Regions from separate parts of the Homo sapiens genome. Here regions 1, 2 and 3 are each linked to region 4. Evidence: read pairs that join two places in POLR2A ChIA-PET (ENCODE). Cell type or tissue: HepG2. All regions are shown on one strand. Each heading gives the region's core, and the rest is flanking DNA. Links, peaks and the distances in the headings are about the cores only.

What was found. ChIA-PET counts read pairs that join two places held together with the same protein. Peaks named below come from ENCODE experiments on the same cell type or tissue, not always from the same donor. Only the 100,000 strongest peaks of a DNase experiment are listed, where the experiment ranks them.
Region 1: POLR2A ChIA-PET joins it to region 4 with 11 read pairs; 19 of 35 experiments call an interaction of 5 or more read pairs at or near these places.
Region 2: POLR2A ChIA-PET joins it to region 4 with 10 read pairs; 7 of 35 experiments call an interaction of 5 or more read pairs at or near these places.
Region 3: POLR2A ChIA-PET joins it to region 4 with 11 read pairs; 8 of 35 experiments call an interaction of 5 or more read pairs at or near these places.

Annotation. Positions count from the first base shown.
Region 1 is chr17:75,644,407-75,648,406 of GRCh38, forward strand. All of the region lies in intron 8 of RECQL5 (RecQ like helicase 5), which reads right to left. It overlaps ERLN (endoregulin), which reads left to right and starts at 1,845. Exons shown (of 2, transcript NM_001162997.2): 1 at 1,845-2,380; 2 at 2,965-3,568. The coding sequence starts at 2,971. The coding sequence ends at 3,159. RefSeq lists enhancers at 1,772-1,916, 2,084-2,163 and a cis regulatory region at 1,837-1,850. In HepG2, for the core only: no CTCF peak of the experiment used is centred there; DNase peaks (open chromatin) are centred at 1,865 and 2,155; H3K4me3 peaks cover 823 bases.
Region 2 is chr17:75,608,957-75,612,956 of GRCh38, forward strand. It overlaps MYO15B (myosin XVB), which reads left to right. Exons shown (of 64, transcript NM_001395058.1): 22 at 1,210-1,303; 23 at 1,944-2,003; 24 at 2,645-2,702; 25 at 2,930-3,060; 26 at 3,842-3,937. Among named protein-coding and RNA genes, the nearest start is that of SMIM5, 22 kb to the right of the region's middle. In HepG2, for the core only: no CTCF peak of the experiment used is centred there; a DNase peak (open chromatin) is centred at 1,655; H3K4me3 peaks cover 785 bases.
Region 3 is chr17:75,870,507-75,876,326 of GRCh38, forward strand. It overlaps TRIM47 (tripartite motif containing 47), which reads right to left. Exons shown (of 6, transcript NM_033452.3): 3 at 5,756-5,820; 4 at 5,395-5,593; 5 at 4,894-4,968; 6 at 3,658-4,617. The coding sequence ends at 3,977. Among named protein-coding and RNA genes, the nearest start is that of TRIM47, 5.2 kb to the right of the region's middle. RefSeq lists enhancers at 5,618-5,820, 5,654-5,723. In HepG2, for the core only: a CTCF peak has its summit at 2,730 (motif pointing right); DNase peaks (open chromatin) are centred at 2,135 and 2,505; H3K4me3 peaks cover 440 bases.
Region 4 is chr17:75,752,712-75,757,162 of GRCh38, forward strand. ITGB4 (integrin subunit beta 4) reads left to right here. Exons shown (of 40, transcript NM_000213.5): 33 at 1,054-1,263; 34 at 1,865-2,104; 35 at 2,990-3,139; 36 at 3,718-3,906; 37 at 3,993-4,148; 38 at 4,232-4,396. It also overlaps a transcript of GALK1 not described here. Among named protein-coding and RNA genes, the nearest start is that of GALK1, 10 kb to the right of the region's middle. RefSeq lists silencers at 859-1,468, 2,676-2,845 and an enhancer at 1,056-1,829. In HepG2, for the core only: CTCF peaks have their summits at 1,126 (motif pointing right), 1,827 and 2,489 (motif pointing left); DNase peaks (open chromatin) are centred at 1,110 and 1,890; H3K4me3 peaks cover 1,008 bases.

The sequences.
Region 1 (4,000 bases), core at 1-4,000, 110 kb before region 4:
ACCAGCCTGGGCAACATGGGGAGACCCTGTCCCTACAAATATAAAAAAAAATTAGCCAGGTGTGGTAGCATACACCTGTGGTCCCAGCTACTCCTGTGGAGGTTGAGGCAGGAGGACTGCCTGGGGCATGACAGTGGCACTGCACTCCAGCCTGAGTGACAGAGCAAGACCCTGTCTCAAAAAAAATAAAATAAAAATAAAAAATGACAATAAAGCCACGGATACAAGAATCTCATTAGAAAAACTTGGCAGAGAGTATATAAAAGTTTCCTCCCAACCGGGCATGGTGGCACACGCCTGTGATCCCAGCTACTCAGGAGGCTGAGGCAGGAGAATCGCCTGAACCCGGGAGACAGAGGTTGCAGTGAGCCAAGATCACACCACTGCACTCCAGCCTGGGCTACAGAGTGAGACTCTGCCTCAAAAAAAAAAAAAAAAATTATCCAATTGGGGCCGGCAGTTAATTGAAAGAGCTGGTCAAAGCAACTTTTGTTAAAGAACACCTAAGTTCTCTACACATCTATTACTTTTTTACATATCTCACATTAAATGGAAACATACACCTTTTCCTTGGCCGGCCTTCCTGGCCTTTTCTCTGAGTGTGGGCTTGCCAACCAGAGCTCCTGGATTGCTATCTTCTAGTTTTGGTTGAGTGTGGGCTTGCCAACCACAGCTCCTGGATTGTTATTTTCTAGTTTTGGTTTCTTTAAAGCAGAACAAAAACTTAAAGTCATTGGAACTTAAAGGCAAAGGAAGCTGGGTGTGAAAACCTTCTGGGTTTTTACAAAATGTCCCTGATGTTTAGTTATCATGTCTGCATCTTTTTCAACAGGAACATTATCTGAGTGATTCCAAAGTCATCCCAAAGTAGTCAATAGGTATTTCTAGAAAGAATTTCTTTCTCCACTCGCTCTGAGGTGCAGCACAGGTGCTTCAGCGCTCAGACTGTGTGCTGCTGGATTCAAACTCCAACTCAGTTACTTACTAGCTGATGACCTCGGCTAAGTTATTTAACCTCTCTGTGCCCGTTCCCCACATGTAAAATTGGGGTTTCAGCTATTATTGTTGCTTCATTGGTTCCCGGGATGTTAAATTCAATTATGTAATTACAAGTACAACTGCCATGAACAGGTTTGGGAACCAACACTTGACTCTTGATAAGCATCTGACTTAACTGACGGAGCTGCACGCAAAGGGTGAGCTAGAGACTGGCCCACTGCTGTGAGCGTTCAGCATGCCAAGGGCCTTAGTCAGTAAGTTTCACACAAGGAAACAGAAAACATCAGGTAACCCGGGTCAGTGACGCCCATGATAGTTAAGAACGACTGTTCTAAATCTGCCTCCATCTGTCATCCAACCCTGGCCACACCTGGGGAGAATCACCTGGGGATGTGTAAACAATACGACATCCTGGCAACCCCAGAGACTGATATAAGTGGTACCAGGTGGGGCCTGGGCATTTCTCAAAGCTCCTAGATCTTTACCAGCTGGGATAAGCACCCGAGGGCTAGAAGGGAAGCCCTTGGAGGGCAGGGCCCGCCTCTCTGATCTCACAACTGGACACACAGTGCCTGGCATGGTTCCTGGCCATAGCGGGCCCTCACATCCTAGCTTTTAAAGGAGTATATGGTGGCCACTAGGTTTCAAGCACCAGGGCACAGGCTTGATCCCCTCTTCCCAGCTTCCCTATTGTGCCAGTGGGCAGAAACCAACCACACAATGTTGCTGAGGCCGTGCCCAGGGAGCAGACAAAGGCACCAATGGGAAGCCTCAGGGGGGGAGCAACACTTCCCCCAGAAACAGTTCCAGGAGGCACCAGGCGCCAGCCAGGGCTGCAGTTAATCATTCACCCCACAACACAGGAAGTGAGCCCTACGCCAGTCCCAGCCCCAGGGCTTCCTGAGCTCGGGGCAGGTCCGCAGTCCACACGTCACCCAGACAGAGGACAGCCCAGCCCAGCCACAGGTGAGGCGGCCTGATGGCCTGGGGCAAAGGCCCTCGGTCCAGTCTCTTCCCCGTCCACCCCAAGTCTGACTTCTCTCAGGAGGGACTCATGAACACGTGCCCTGAGCACCCCCAAAATGACATCACACAAGGGCAGAAAGGAGCTGAAGGGGGAACGTGAAAGGCAGAAAGGGAGCCGTGGTTGCCAGGCAACCAGCCCTAGCCCACCTTTGTTTGTTTGGTGACAGCAACTAAGGTCTGGTCAGGGCCGCTTGGCCACGCTCATGCCTTTTCCTCTCAACAGTTGCTTCTTTGAGTCAGGGTGCAGCTCTGGTCACCTGGCGGCCTCTTCAGCTCAGCCCTCCACAAAGTGTGAGCCTGAAGGACCACCCTGAATTGCCCTTGTAGGACCCAGAACAGCTACCAGCAGAATCAGGTAATGGCTCCCTCCTTCTCCACCTGGGCTGCCCTCACCTGGCTATGGGCTTGCAGTCTGCGATAAGGAGCTCCGCTTCTAGAGGACTCCTAAGTTCTATTCTCAGCTGCTCCAAGGAGGCTACCGAGGCCTCAGCTGGAGTTGGCCCCTCCTCGGCTCCTATACGCTCTCTCAAATGCCTCCCAAATGTTTGGCAGTTGGGGCAGGAAAAACAGGGAGACTCTATCATGATGCTTTTTAGATTCTAGCCAAGTAGGTCTCAGGGATGAGAGAGAGTCCTTGCTCACACTTGCTACTCAGGAAAGAAGGACTGGAGAATCCAGGGGCATCCCCTAGGAAGAATCCAGGGCCCCACTTCTTGCGCCAGTCCTGGCTCCTGTATCTAGAGCGGGGGAAATGCCATTTGCTGCTGGCTGCAGGCATCCAGCACAAAGACTCTAGCCCTTTCATGTCCCCTGGCTGCCAGGCGGGCCGGCTGCTCACAGAGGCTGCTACAGAGGCTGGAGTCGGCGGGCAGAGCATAGCACCTGGGACAGGGCCTGGGAGGGCTGCCTGCACTCAGGTCCTCTGTCCCTCTTTTCCAGATTCTCATGGACCAACTGGTATTCAAAGAGACAATCTGGAATGATGCGTTCTGGCAGAACCCCTGGGACCAGGGGGGCCTGGCAGTGATTATCTTATTCATCACCGCTGTCCTGCTTCTCATCTTATTTGCCATCGTGTTTGGTTTACTCACTTCCACAGAAAACACTCAGTGTGAAGCGGGTGAAGAGGAGTGACCTGACTTGCTGGGGACTGAGATGGCAGCAGGGGAGGCGAGCTGACCTGCCCCCATTCCAGTGGTGGGCCCCTTCGCGGTTCCCTCTGGCTCAGGGGCCAAGCCCTGGTGTCTTCCTTTCCCATCAGGAAAAAGTCTAGTAAAATACTGTATCTGGCTTAGGGTTGGTCAGACTAGTAAGATGGGGAGGCTGGTCTGAGACCAATTCTGGCTCCTTGACCCTATTGTTTTTAGGGTTCCCCGACCAGAACCCTAAAAGCACATGGAGAGGATGGCTCCACTGCCTCAGGTGGAAGGAGCTATGGCTAACAAGGTTCTCTAACAGGCTCACAGGCCCAGCCAGCAATTTCACAAATCCTTGACAGAGAAAGACACAACCAAATGAAATAAAAATTCCTTTTCAAATCTGCTAACTTGTGAGAGCTCATTTTTAATCCAGATAGAGCCACCAGAGCAAGCTTCCCGAACAAAGCCGCACCGGGGCCTGCACGCTCTAGCCTGCCTGTCTCCAGCCATCTTGCCCACCCCATCCTGCCCTGCCCCTGGGTTCTCAGCGTGTCTTTCAGTTCTTGAATATGCTGTGTTCTCTCCCACCACAGGGCCTTTGCACATGCTATTCTCATTGACCGGGATGCTCTCCCTCACACCACACTTTACTCTATGGCCTAGTTAGTCCTTCCTCATCCTTTGTATCTCCGTTTGAACCTGACTCCCTCAGGTAAATCTTCCCTAACCCTCAAGGATTAGGGTAAGGCCACTTGTTTTATACTCTCGAAACACCATTTACAGGACTTATATGTCTTTGTTGTTGTTGTTTCTTTGTTTTTGAGACAGAGTCTTGC
Region 2 (4,000 bases), core at 1-4,000, 140 kb before region 4:
CTCCTGACCTCGTGATCTGCCCGCCTCGGTCTCCCAAAGTGCTGGGATTATAGGCGTGAGCCACCACGCCTGGCCTTTTTTGTATTTTTAGTAGAGACGGGGATTCACCGTGTTGGCCAGGCTGGTCTCAAGCTCCTGGTCTCTAGTGATCCTCCCACTTGAGCCTCCCAAGGTACAGGGATTACAGGTGTCATACGGGTATGAGCCATTGCACCCGACCAGTGGTGTTACTTTTTAATAAGTTCTGCTGCTCTTTTTTTTTTTTTTGCAAGATAGGGTCTGACTTTGTCACCCAGGCTAAAGAGCAGTGACCCAGTCATAGCTCCTACCTCAGCCTCCCAAGTAGCTAGGACTACAAGGACACGCCGTCATGCCTGGCTAATTTAAAAAATCTTTTTTGTAGAGATGAGGTCTTGCTATGTTGCCCAGGCTGGTCTTGAACTCCTGGTCTCAAGCAATTCTCCTTCCTCAGCCTCTTAGAGTGCTGGGATTACAGGCATGAGCTACCGTACCAAGCTAAGGGAAATGATTTTTTTTTTTTTTTTTTTTTTTTTGGTCAGTGTGCATATGGGGAACTGATCTGAACCCAGGTATTCTAGGCCCAGGGTCAGAGAGTCAGATCTTAATCCCTCAGGCTAAACAGTCTCTCAATTTACTCGTTCTCCTTCCTCCCTTCCTCCCTCTCTCCCTCCTCCCTCCTCCTCTCTCTCTTTCTTTCCTTCCTTCCCTTCCTTCCTTCCTCCCTCCCTCCCTCCCTCCCTCCCTTCCTGATGGAGTCTTGGTCTGTCACCCAGGCTGGAGTGCAATGGCGCGATCTCGGCTCACTTGAATCTCCACCTCCCAGGTTCAAGTGATTCTGGTGCCTCAGCCTCCTGAGGAGCTGGGATTACAGGTGTGCTGTAATTTTTGTATTTTTAGTAGACGGGGTTTCACCATGTTGGCCAGGCTGGTCTTGAACTCCTGACCTCAAGTGATCCACCCGCCTTGGCCTCCCAAAGTGCTGGGATTACAGGCATCAGCCACCGCACCCGACCCTTGCTTTTCTTTTGAAGTATCCTATTCTTTTCCTGTCGTTTCTGTGAAGCATCCAGGGCTTCTCTGGTCCAAAGTCAGTTTTTACATGAATGTCAGGCTTAAGGGATTCCAGTGCCAGGCAGGAAGCATAAGTTTGGACTCTTCATTTCGCCCCCGCTCTTTCCCGGCCTCCAGGAAGCGGTACCTCCGGCGGCGGGCAGCTTTGGGACAGCTGAACACCATCCTGCTGGTGGCCCAGCCCCTGCTCCAGAGGCGGCAGAGACTGCAGGTGCAGGGGCTTGGGTGGGGCGGTTCAGGGTAGAAGCCAGGCTGCCTGAGCTGGCCGAGCTGGCCAAATCCCAGCAGCGTTGACCCTCTCAGCCCGGCCTCGCACGGGCTGTGGCTTCAGACACAGTGCTCCTTGAACTCATCCCTTTTCCCTCCGGCCGGGGTAGGCCGGGGCCCTTGGGAGGTGCTGTCTTCCTCCATCCCTGCCTACTCTCCCCAGGGCCTGGCTCTTCCCTCTTGCCTGGGGTTCCCATCCCCTCCAGGCCTCCCCTGGGCCCCGTCCGCTCCCCTCTTTTGCATGATGACTCAAATCTAAGGTCTATAAAGCGACTCAAAGGTCAATGCCCACGTGCTACCCCCTCTCTGGCCCCTCCCTGGCTGGACTTTGTCCCCTGGGACCATTTCTTCCCTTCTTCCTGCCCTCTTCCCGGTGCCCTGGCAGATGGGCACAGACGCCCACAGTGCTAAGGCTGGTGAGGGCCCTGGAGGGCCAGGGGTGGCTGGCCCCTCCTGATCTGTTCTCACTCCTTTGCTGAGAACCTCCCAGGGGCAGGAGGGGACAGCTGAACTTCAGAGCTGGGGAGGTGCCCCCAGGTGACTCACATGGGAGGCATCAGCTCTTCCCACATCTCTTCCAACAGCTTGGGCGTTGGCAGGGCTGGCATAGCAGCGAAAGGGCCTTGGAGAGAGTGCCAAGCATGGTAGGTGGCCTGGAAAGTGGGGGGTTTTACATGGGGCTATGAACCTGCTGAGACTGGGACAGCTTAGAGGGCTGCCAGGGTGCTACCGTGGGTCTTGTCCCTCAGGGCCATGCATTGCACCTCCTGAGAAGAGGACCGGGGTGCTCTTGGCTCTTGGTTTCCCTCAGAGGGTCTTTGGGGCTCTGTTTGTTCGAGTGTCCAGGGTCAGAATCCTTGGTCTTTGGCTGGGTGTGGTGGCACACACCTGTAATCCCAGCACTTTGAGGTCGAGGTGTGAGGATTGCTTGAGCCCAGGAATTTGAGACCAGCCTGGGCAACATGACAAGACCCCATCTCTACAAAAACAATAAAAATTAGCTGGACACAGTAGCACATGCCTATAGTCTCAGCTACTCAGGAGGTTTGAGGTGGGAGGATCGCTTGAGCTAGAGCCTCAGAAGTCAAGGCTGCAGTGAGCCATGATGGTACCACTGCACTCTAGCCTGGGTGACAGAGTGAGACCCTGCCTCAAAAAAAAAAAAAAAAAAAAATCCGTGGTCTTTGGAAGGGATGTTTATAATCTTGGGGTTGAGGGTGTGGGGAGGGACACTGGTCCCTAGGCCCCTCCTGTGGATCCTGGGTAAATGAGTCCCCTCTGCCAGGAGCTGGGGCGCTTGGAGATCCCGGCTGAGCTGGCCGTCATGCTGAAGACGGCGGAAAGTGAGTCTTGTTGGTGTCCTCTTGTTAGGACTCCTTCTCCAGTCCCTTTACTGTGGGGTGTGTCTGTCCCTTGTGGTTCCTCCCTCTGATGCTCCAGACTCCCCTGAGCTCATCACTTGGGTCCCTGTGGACAGGGGCTGATGGCTCGTGGTGAGGGATGGAGGTGGTCCCAGGGCCAGGTACCACACCTGGATGCTCCTGGGCTGCCTCCCGGTGCTTGTTCCCAGGCCATCGGGACGCCCTGGCTGGGAGCATCACCGAGTGCCTGCCGCCTGAGGTTCCTGCCCGGCCCAGCCTGACTCTCCCAGCAGACATTGACCTGTTCCCTTTCTCCAGCTTCGTCGCCATCGGCTTTCAGGTGGGCGCCCAGGCCTAAGCTCTTCCCGCTGGCCTCACCGCTCTGAGTTAGCACCTGCCTGACAGATGCTGCGTTTTTTTCCCCGCTGTCAGCTCTTGCCCTCCTTCCTCCCCAGCCTTTGGGGCTGTGAGTAGCGCTGAATTGCTCTGAAAATAACCGTTGAATGTAATTGTCTCACCATAGAGCGTTACTGGAGATAACAGTTGGTGTTATTGAATGGGAGACGTTATTTAGATCCACGATGCCACACCTTTGTTGTACCTGCGGTAGTGCCCTGCTTTTGAAGTCATGACCTTAAAGAATGTTTATTGACAAGGGAAATTGTCCAGACTTCAGCAGTAAATACAAATGCAGGTTCAAAACTGCACATACAGGTTGGACATGGTGGCTCATGCTTGTAATCCCAGCACTTTTGGGAGGCCGAGGTGGGTGGATCACCTGAGGTCAGGAGTTTGAGACCGGCCTGGCCAACATGGTGAAACCCCGTCTCTACTAAAAATACAAAAATTAGCCAGACATGCGCCTGTAGTCCCAGCTACTCAGGAGGCTGAGACAGGAGAATCACTTGAACCTGGGAGGTGGAGGCTGCAGTGAGCTGAGATTGTGCCACTGCACTCCAGCCTGGGCGACAGACAAGACTCTGCCTCAAAAAAAAAAAAAAGGCATTAAGATGCATTTCTGTCCAGCCCCTCTGCCTCTCCCGAGGTGCCTGCTCCGGTGGGGCTCCCCTGGGCTGTCTGATAGCTGGTGAGCATGGACTGAGCCCTCTCCTTCCTTGCAGGAACCGTCCCTGCCCAGGCCAGGGCAGCCACTGGCGAAGCCCCTAACCCAGCTGGATGGAGACAACCCTCAGCGTGCCCTGGACATCAACAAAGTGGTGAGTGACACATTGGAGAAGGGACAGGATAGGCGCCTGGGAGCCCCGCACGTCCTGTCCTTA
Region 3 (5,820 bases), core at 746-4,745, 120 kb after region 4:
CCTAGGCTGGGCGGTATGGAAAGAGTGTTCTGGACTGGGTAACAGTGGGCAGCCCCCCCAGTACCCCTGTGCCTCAGTTTCTTCCTCTGTAAATGGTAGTGGGAGGGGAACGTTGAGACTAGATCGGTGGTTTTCTCATTTTTTTCTTTTTCACAGTTTCTTTTTTTAAAGGAGCCTTGAATCAAATAGGCAAATGCTTCTCTGATTAAGGTGTTGGCAGGGGTGCTGAGGGACCTCCCCCAGCCTTTCCCCAGCCCACCCCGCTCAGTGCACCTCCTCCTAGGTCTTCTCAGAGCATTGTTGGAAAAGTCACTGGGCTGGAGCAACATGCATTCACACACAGGCGTTCACCCAGGCAGACACTCACACACAGCACACAGACACACACGAAGACATACACACATGTATACAGATATACGCACATATACGCATACACACAAAACACATAGGCATGCAGACCACACACACACACTCACACACACACTCTCACACTCCAGGGTGACAAAGGAAATGCGAGATTGTAGCTAACACTCCAGGCTTCGGAGTCTGAAACTTGGGATCTGAAGAGCCAGCCCCTTGCTAGCTGTGCACCCAGGGGCCAGCCAATCCCTGGCTCTGAGCTGCAAAGCTGCAATACAGGGATATGGGATTAAAATGCTTGTTGCAGGCAGGGTACAGAACCCCGTCTCTACATTTTAAAATGTATTTTATTTATTTATTTATATTTTTTATTTATTTATTTATTTATTTTTTGAGACAGAGTCTCGCTGTTTTGCCCAGGCCGGACTGCAGTGGCGCTATCTCGGCTCACTGCAAGCTCCGCCTCCCAGGTTCATGCCATTCTCCTGCCTCAGCCTCCCGAGTAGCTGGGACTACAGGCGCCCACCACCGTGCCCGGCTAATTTTTTGTATTTTCAGTAGAGACAGGGTTTCACCGTGTTAGCCAAGGTGGTCTCGATCTCCTGACCTCGTGATCCGCCCGCCTCGGCCTCCCAAGGTGCTGGGATTACAGGCGTGAGCCACCGCGCCCAGCCAATGTATTTTATTTTATGTATTTATTTTTGAGACAGGGTCTCGCCCTGTCACCCAGGCTGGAGTATAGTGGCATGAACATGGCTCACTGCAGCCCCAACCTCCTGGGCTCAAGGGACCCTCCCATCTCAGCCTCCCAAGTAGCTGAGACCACAGGCGTGCACCACCATGCTGGCTTTTTGTTTTTGTTTGTTTTTTGAGACGGAGTCTCACTCTGTCTCCCAGGCTGGAGTGCAGTGGCACGATCTCGACTCACTGCAACCTCTGCCTGCTGGGTTCAAGTGATTCTCTGCCTCAGCCTCGCAAGTAGCTGGGATTACAGGCGCCTGCCACCACGCCCAGCTAATTTTTTTTGTATTTTTAGTAGAGACACGGTTTCACCATGTTGGCCACGCTGGTCTTGAACTCCTGACCTCGTGATCCACCCGTCTTGGCCTCCCAAAGTGCTGAGATTACAGACATGAGCTATCACGCCTGGCCAATTTTTTTTTTTTTTGAGACGGAGTTTCACTCTATCGCCCAGGCTGGAGTGCAGTGGCGCTATCTCAGCTCACTGCAAGCTCCGCCTCCCGGGTTCACGCCATTCTCCTGCCTCAGCCTCCCGAGTAGCTGGGACTACAGGCGCCCCCCACAGTGCCCGGCTAATTTTTTGTATTTTTAGTAGAGACAGGGTTTCACCATGTTAGCCAGGATGGTCTCGATCTCCTGACCTCGTGATCCGCCTGCCTCGGCCTCCCAAAGTGCTGGGATTACAGGCGTAAGCCACCGCGCCTGGCCCCAATTTTTTTTTTATTTTTGTTTTTTGTAGCGATGAGGTCTCACCATGTTGGCCATACTGATCTCAAACTCCTGGGCTTGAGTGATCCTCCCACCTCAGCCTCCCAAAGTGCTGGGATTACAGGTGTGAGCCATCATGCCCAGCCTCAATATTTTTTTAAAGAGATGTTTGTTTCCCAAACTTCCACGCAAGACTCTGGAGCTACAGGCCACTCTGCAGATGGCATGCTTGCTGAGTGGCTGTGTCTGTGGCCACAGGTGTGACTAGTCATGCCTGAATTCCACCAAGAAAGCACCAGGCCTGTCTAGCTCACATTCCAGGACATGCCAACACTTCCTGCAGGGTCAGAGACCAGAAGGTTCCCTGGCGAGGGGCGCCTGTGGGGTAGGGAGTGCCAAGTTGGGGGACAAGATGAGACAGCAGGTGGCCTGAGGGGTGGGAGCGGTCCTCTGCAAGGTAGGAGGCTTGTAGTAGGTGGTCCAAGGAGCATCCAAGGGGACAGCGGGGCAGCCTTCTCCACCAGCCCCTTCACTGCCGGGTGAGCTGGGGACCCATGGCTGCCAAGGGAACGATGTTGAAAACACAAAGCACCAGGGGCAAGGAGGCCCCGCCCGGAAAAACAACATCCTGGCTGCTAGAGCCCAGGCAGGCTCTATGGGAGGGGCTATTTTTAGCTGCTGAGGCTGCTGGGGCTGGACTTGTATGGCCTTGCTGTCTGGCTGCATAACTCACCCATTATCCCGCCTGACCTTGAGCTGGGCGTCTGTCTGAGAGGCCTCTCTGTCTGCCCTTGCCCTCGGCCACAGCCCCTCTCTGGGGTGCACCTGGGCCACACAGAACCCAGGCAGGAGTGAGCTGGCCTGGGCCTGGAAACACACTGGACTGTAGCCTCAGGGCGCCCCAGGCCTGGCTCAGGTTCTAGGGCAGCAGAGGGCACTGGGCCCTCCCAGAAGAGAGGCAGAGGCTCTCCTGGGGCACAGGTCACAGGTGTCCCCAGCATGGAGGGCAAGAAGATTCCAGAGGGGGACATAAGTCCTTTTATTTTTTGAGATGGAGTCTTGCTCTGTCGCCCAGGCTGGAGTGCAGTGGTATAATTGATCTCGGCTCACTGCAACCTCTGCCTTCCGGGTTCAAGTGATTCTCCTGCCTCAGGCCCCTGAGTAGCTGGGAGTACAGGCACCCACAACCATGCCCGGCTAATTTTTGTATTTTTAGTAGAGACGAGGGTTTCACCATGTTGCCTAGGCTGGTCTCGAACTCCTGACCTCAAGTGATCTGCCTGCCTTGGCCTCCCAAAGTGCTGGGATAACAGGCATGAGCCACCGCGCCCGGCCAGGACATAAGTTCTCTTATTGTAGATGTTCTGGGCTCCAGCCACACCCTGGGCCGGCTCTGTGGGCTGAGGGCTATGTGTGAAGGAAGCTCCAGGTCTCAAAACTCTCTTGCCCACGCCCAGGGGTCCTGCCCTGTTCCTGGAGGGGTGATGCCTGCATTTAATGCTGGGCACAAACAGTACAAACAGCAAAGGCAGGTCCAGAACTAGGCTGCGGCATGAAAGATAAAAATAGCTGGTGGGAGTCAGGCCATCCCAAGTAAACACTCAAGCAGCCAGGACGGCAGTGGGGCTGGAGAAGCCACCTCTGGCTGCCCGTGCTGGGAAAAAGGGAGTGGGGGTGCCCCAAAGGGCAGGTACCCTGTTCCAGCCCCCTTCTCCCAGGCCAGGGCTCCCTCTCAACAGGAATCCTGGGACGAGGGGCTCCGGCCCCTCTCCTGCCTGCCCACTCAGCCAGCTTACAAATGAGAGCGGTTCTGGGAATCCTTGGGTAGAGAGGATGGAAAAGGAGTCATTCATTCAACAAGTGTTTATTGAGCATCTACTACATGCCAGACACTATTCTAGAAACCTGGGAAAGGAGGGGTTAGGGTAGCTTGGAGCTGTCCCAGCTGTAGCTCTGTCTCCCAGAAGTGAGGTCTGCAGGGGAACAGGGTCTGGGGGTCCTCCTGCCTGGGAGAGGGAAGGCTGAGTGTATAAAAAGGTGGAAGCCTCTAGAAATGAGAAGGCTGGGTGTGTGGGACTCATGCTGGTGCCTTCCCAGACGAAGGAGAGGGCCCAGAGGAGGCAGCTTCCTGGAGCAGAGACGGCAGCAGGAGCGCCCGTGCCCGGCATCACCTCCTCTTCAGCACGGATATGCAGGACTTCTTGAGGGGCCCGATCTGCAAGTGGGCGTCCACACTCTCCAGGAAGAAGGCAGGCTTGAGTCTGTGGGTGAAGAGCCCCGCAAAGTGACTGTCCAGGCGGCTCTGGAAGGGGTCAATGGGGGAGGCCGGGATGCCACCCCGGCGGGGCCGGGAGGCCTTCAGCCTCCGCAGGAGGCTCATCTTGCCGTCCCGTACAGCATAGAAGGCCAAGGCACGGTCAGCGTATTCCAGGCAGACCCCAACCGTGGGCGAGAAGGGGTGGGGCAGGGGAGCCTCCAGCCCATGAAACCAGACGGAGAAGCTGCGTCCATTCCACTGCAGGCAGCAGGAGTGGGCGTTGCGGCCCAGCCGGCCGCGGTCGTAGGGCTCTTGTGGGGAGAAGTCTTCGGCCATGACCCCCATGCTGACCCAGCCCTCGATAATCTCCACCTCCCAGTAGTAGGTGCCTCGGTCCAGGGCACCCTCGCCCAGCACCTGCTCACAATGGGTGAAGCGGGTGGGCGACAAGGGGTAGTTGATAGGACACAGCACCCTCTTGACACCTTTGGTTCCAAACAGCTGCAGGAACTTGTCTGCTGTGTCGCTGTCCAAATCCACAATATAGGCAACTGATCCCGTGGACAGAAGAGAGAGGCAGGGCTCAGGGCCAGGCTCAGAGGGCACGGCCCCTCCCCAAGTACCCACCCCCCCAAAACACAGCCTCTCCCCTGCTTTCCAACCGGCACAACCCAGCCCCGCCGGGGACCACCCCAGGAGCTGCCCTAGCTCTCCCCACAAACTGGGGAGAGGAATCCTAACCCTTGTGTGCCAGGGCCCTGCTGGGACCAGCCCAGCAGCCCTGGGAGGGCCCAGTGTGAGTGGAGGGGGCACGGGCGTCCACTTACACTTGAGGAAATAGTCCCTGGGAGCTTCACTCTCCAAGAGGTTCGTACTCTCGAGGTCTTGGGGCTCAGCATCAGCTGTAGAAGAGGAGACAGTGGTGAGAACGCCCCCAGACTGCCCCCCTCTGAACCTGTGACTACAATCCCTACCCCCTTCACTTCCTCCCAGAGTCCAGAGCCACCAGGGAGCAAGCACCACCCAGATGTGGCACGCTGTGCTCACACACATGCCCGTTGCCTGTGTTCTGCCTCTTGCCCCATGTGCTTCCCGGGCCACAGCCCTCTGGAGCTAGAGGGTGGGCTAGGAGAAGCCCCCTCTACCCCAGGTCCAAGGGGCTGATTGATCCCCACAGGGTGGCAGCTCTAGTCACTGGCAGGATTTGGGCTCCTCCCTGTGCCAGGCACAATTTTCCTCCTCCACTTCTGGATGGGCGCCAGGCCTGGGGGCCTGTGCGAGAGGCTGGCAGAGGGTGAGTCATCGGGGGGGCGTGGGGCGGTGCCCACCTTCCGAGTCCAGCTTCTGTGGCCCATCCTCGTTGCCACCCGGCCCCCTCAGCTGCTCCCACTGGTTGACGCAGGCCACGGCCAGCATGTCTCTCACTGCACGGACAGCTTGGGATGATTTGGTGAAGCTGAGCTCCCTCGGGGGTCCAGGCCCAGGGCCACACCCATCCTCCAGGGCCAGCCTTAGTGCCAGCAGCTCCTGTGCCAGACAAATGCCCATTAAAGTGCTGCTGGCCATGGCTCCTCCTTGCTGGGGGTGGAGGCAGCTCTGCCAGGAAGTCATGCACCCACTGCCTCCTCCTCCCTCCACCCCACCTGTCCCAGCTTCTGTTCCTTCCGTGGCCCCCAGAGCGGCCTTCACCTGCAGGAAGCTGACTGAGTCAGCTTCAGGGACCTGGCTGAGATTCTGGCGGGCTCGGCTCAGGC
Region 4 (4,451 bases), core at 346-4,345:
GGAGTGCACATCTGTGCATGGGGCACAGGAACCAGTGCCTGGGGGACAGACACACACAGCCTTGTGCAAGCGCACATGAGTTCATGCCCACGGGACCACGAAGAAACACAGCTTCACAAGTTGAAGGTTCACCAGCTGTGCCATGCACACAGGACACTCAGGCCACCCCCCAGGGGCAGGCCTGGCCCAGGAGCCCTGGGCAGCCACCAGGCGGCCACCTGGCAGGGGTAGGGGAGCCAAGGAGACAAGAACACCCCCAACAGCTCTGTCCTTCCTCCTTGATTCCCAGCACAAAGTGCTGCGGAGCCCTTAGCTGGGCCTCCTGAGTGCTCAGTGTCAGCTGTGGCTCCACCTGTGGGACATCAGATGAATCACTCATCCTTTCCATGCCTCACTTTTCTGCTCTGTATAATGGGATACCAATCACACAGTACCATGAGTGGAAAAACCTCTGGGGCACGTATATCTTTTGTATTTTCTTCTGTCCCTGCCGATGCCTCAAGCTGCCCCCGGTGAACACATACTGGCCCCCACGGGGCTCAGCTTGGGCTTAAGGAGCCATTTTGAGGGGTTCAGGTGGAGCGCAGCTGGTGTGACTCTGGAACCCCAGCTCAGCTGCTTCTAACACTACCTGCGAAGCGCTCGGTGGCTTGCGGAACGGTCCCTGGGAGGCGGGCAGGGGCAAGATTCCTCTCTCCATTGTACAAACGGGAAACTGAGTCTCGGAGAGGTTAAGTAAAGCAAGGGAGACCTCACAGCTGGTGACAGAGCCCAGACTTCCCCCAGGTTTCTGGCGGGTCCGGGGGTCTCTCCTCCCCAGCTGTGCCGAGGCTGCACTCGCTCATCTGGAAAGGCTTCAGCCGCGCAAGGGTTTCACCTGCCGCGGCCTTCCCGCTCCGGCCGTGCGCATCTACCCCCGCCCCCAACACACACCCCGGGATCCCGGGAGCTGGAGACGGGCTCCCCTCGCAGAGCCTACGGCCTTCCCCCGCCTGGCCCTGCTCGGCCCGGCGCCCCCCGGCGGTGCCAACGCGGCCCTTCGTTGTTCCCAAGGCTGCGGCTGGAAGTTCGAGCCCCTGCTGGGGGAGGAGCTGGACCTGCGGCGCGTCACGTGGCGGCTGCCCCCGGAGCTCATCCCGCGCCTGTCGGCCAGCAGCGGGCGCTCCTCCGACGCCGAGGCGCCCCACGGGCCCCCGGACGACGGCGGCGCGGGCGGGAAGGGCGGCAGCCTGCCCCGCAGTGCGACACCCGGGCCCCCCGGAGGTGACAGGCTCACCCGCCGCCCCCCGATCCGCGCCCACCCAGCCTCACTCGCGCCTGAGGGCCTGGGGTGGGCGTCTGCGCTGCCTCGGGGGCCCCAGTTTCAGCCAGGCCCGGGCCTTGGCGGCTGGGAGCACAGCTGCTCAGAGGCAGGGCCCAGTGCCAGGGGACGCGTGAGGCAGGCGCTTGGGCCCTTATGGTGCCTGCCTGGCCAGGGGGTGCAAATTCAGAAGTCTGCCCGGGAAGCGGACCCTGGCACCCAAGTAGACCCCTCAGGGGCCTCAAAGGACAGGAGGGAAGGCTTGGGGATCTCCCCAGGGCAGAGCTGACTGCAGACGCAGCAAACCCCCGCCACTGCCAGGGTCAGCAGTGCTCACACCGATAGAGTGGCCGGCCAGAGGATATGGGCTGTGGAAGCCTGGGTGGCCCTTGGGCTCCTGCAGGGACAGAGGGCCTCTGTCCCTAGTGGTTTGAGGGAAACTGGTTGTATTTAAGCAAAAGCCACCCAGAGGGTGGGTGACCAGGAATGTGCAGGGCCCAGCCTGCCCCACGGGGCCCGGGTCTGGGGCAGGCCTGACCAAGGGACCCTGCTCTCCCCCTGCAGAGCACCTGGTGAATGGCCGGATGGACTTTGCCTTCCCGGGCAGCACCAACTCCCTGCACAGGATGACCACGACCAGTGCTGCTGCCTATGGCACCCACCTGAGCCCACACGTGCCCCACCGCGTGCTAAGCACATCCTCCACCCTCACACGGGACTACAACTCACTGACCCGCTCAGAACACTCACACTCGACCACACTGCCCAGGGACTACTCCACCCTCACCTCCGTCTCCTCCCACGGTGAGTGACCTCAGCCAACCCTGCCTCTCCCACTAACCCTTCCTCTCTTCCAGCTCCTGGAGCCTCGGGCTTCTGTCTGCTGTCCCCACCGCCCATTCTCCAACATACACACACGCATGCACACATGCACGCACACACGTGCACACGCATGCACACATGTACACAGACATGCATGCGCACACGTACACACATGCATGCACACTCCCTGCTCCTCTCACTCTTGTTTTGTCCTGCCCTAGGCCTCCCTCCCATCTGGGAACACGGGAGGAGCAGGCTTCCGCTGTCCTGGGCCCTGGGGTCCCGGAGTCGGGCTCAGATGAAAGGGTTCCCCCCTTCCAGGGGCCCACGAGACTCTATAATCCTGGCTGGGAGGCCAGCAGCGCCCTCCTGGGGCCCAGGTAGTACAGGGGTGGCCATCCTGTCTCCACAGCTGTCCTGCTCCATCTGTCATCCAGCCACCATAGCAGCCGCCAGCTGTGCCCACTGCTTCCCCTCCATTCCATCCACAGGACCCCCGCCTGCCCACAGGCGCTAACCACCTGCCCTACCATCAGTGCTGATGCCTAACTCTGCCTCTGCCCTCCCAGGGGGCGGGGCTGGGGCTGGGGCAGGAGAGGGGCCAGGCCAGCTGAGCAGTTGAGGGGGTGGGGCTGGCAGACTCACGGGGCTCACTCTCTTTTGGCACAAGCAGGGCCTGCACCCTGCTGGAGGATGTGCGGTAGGTGCTGGGCAGCCTGGACAGGGTGTTGCAGGGTGAGTGAGTTGTCCAGCCAGCGGTCAGTGTAGACATGCCAGCTGAGGGAGGGAGGTCAGGGGGCAGCACTGTGACTCCCACTGAGACCCTAGCCCCTGCATCTCTGGCTGACTGCGGCCTCCTGTCCCCAGACTCTCGCCTGACTGCTGGTGTGCCCGACACGCCCACCCGCCTGGTGTTCTCTGCCCTGGGGCCCACATCTCTCAGAGTGAGCTGGCAGGAGCCGCGGTGCGAGCGGCCGCTGCAGGGCTACAGTGTGGAGTACCAGCTGCTGAACGGCGGTGAGGCATGGTGGCTGCCAGGCTGCGGGGTGCAGCCCTGCAAGGCCTGGCCCCAGTGTGACACATAGGGTACCTCAGCTGTGTCAGGAACCCACCCAAGTCCCTTGAGCGCTAAAGCCCCCATCCAGCCTGAGAGGGTCTCCCACCCCATTCTCCACCCCACTTCTTTGCCTCCCCTCTTCTGAGGTCTCACCCACCTCCCTGGGCCTCTCTCCTGGTCATTCTCTGCTAGGTTTTGCCTAACAAGGCCCCTTTGGGCTGGGATCCTAGGGCCTCTGCTGGCCTGAGATGCCTTTGGGGGAACAAGGAAGTGGCACTTCCCTGGGCAGGCACATTCAAAGCAGCATGACCAGGATGCAGGATGTTGCCTAAACATGAGTGGGATTACAGGCTCCACTCTTGTATAGTACACAATCTGAACAACCAGCCATACCATACTGTACCCAACCTGTACCCAAACCACAGCTAGTCCTGGGTGGGTGATAACTAGGTCTCGATGGCAGCTTAGGGACGAGGAGGATCAGGCCAGGGGTGGGAGTAACACTGCACTACTGTGTGCCCCCACCTGATCCCCCCAGGTGAGCTGCATCGGCTCAACATCCCCAACCCTGCCCAGACCTCGGTGGTGGTGGAAGACCTCCTGCCCAACCACTCCTACGTGTTCCGCGTGCGGGCCCAGAGCCAGGAAGGCTGGGGCCGAGAGCGTGAGGGTGTCATCACCATTGAATCCCAGGTGCACCCGCAGAGCCCACTGTGTCCCCTGCCAGGTGAGTTGCCTCCCCCAGCCCCAGAGCTGCCCCCATCATGCCCACCACCCACCCACAGGCTGATGCTCTTCCTCTACTGCCCCCAGGCTCCGCCTTCACTTTGAGCACTCCCAGTGCCCCAGGCCCGCTGGTGTTCACTGCCCTGAGCCCAGACTCGCTGCAGCTGAGCTGGGAGCGGCCACGGAGGCCCAATGGGGATATCGTCGGCTACCTGGTGACCTGTGAGATGGCCCAAGGAGGAGGTGCTGCCCACCCCGGGGGCAGGAGTGGCCAGGGGAGGGGTAAAGAGGGGGCCGCAGACGCTGAAGGCATCTTCCCTGCTCAGGGCCAGCCACCGCATTCCGGGTGGATGGAGACAGCCCCGAGAGCCGGCTGACCGTGCCGGGCCTCAGCGAGAACGTGCCCTACAAGTTCAAGGTGCAGGCCAGGACCACTGAGGGCTTCGGGCCAGAGCGCGAGGGCATCATCACCATAGAGTCCCAGGATGGAGGTAGGCACCTGTCCTTTCCTTCACCCCCACCCCTCCTCGGGCCGTGCCTCCTTCT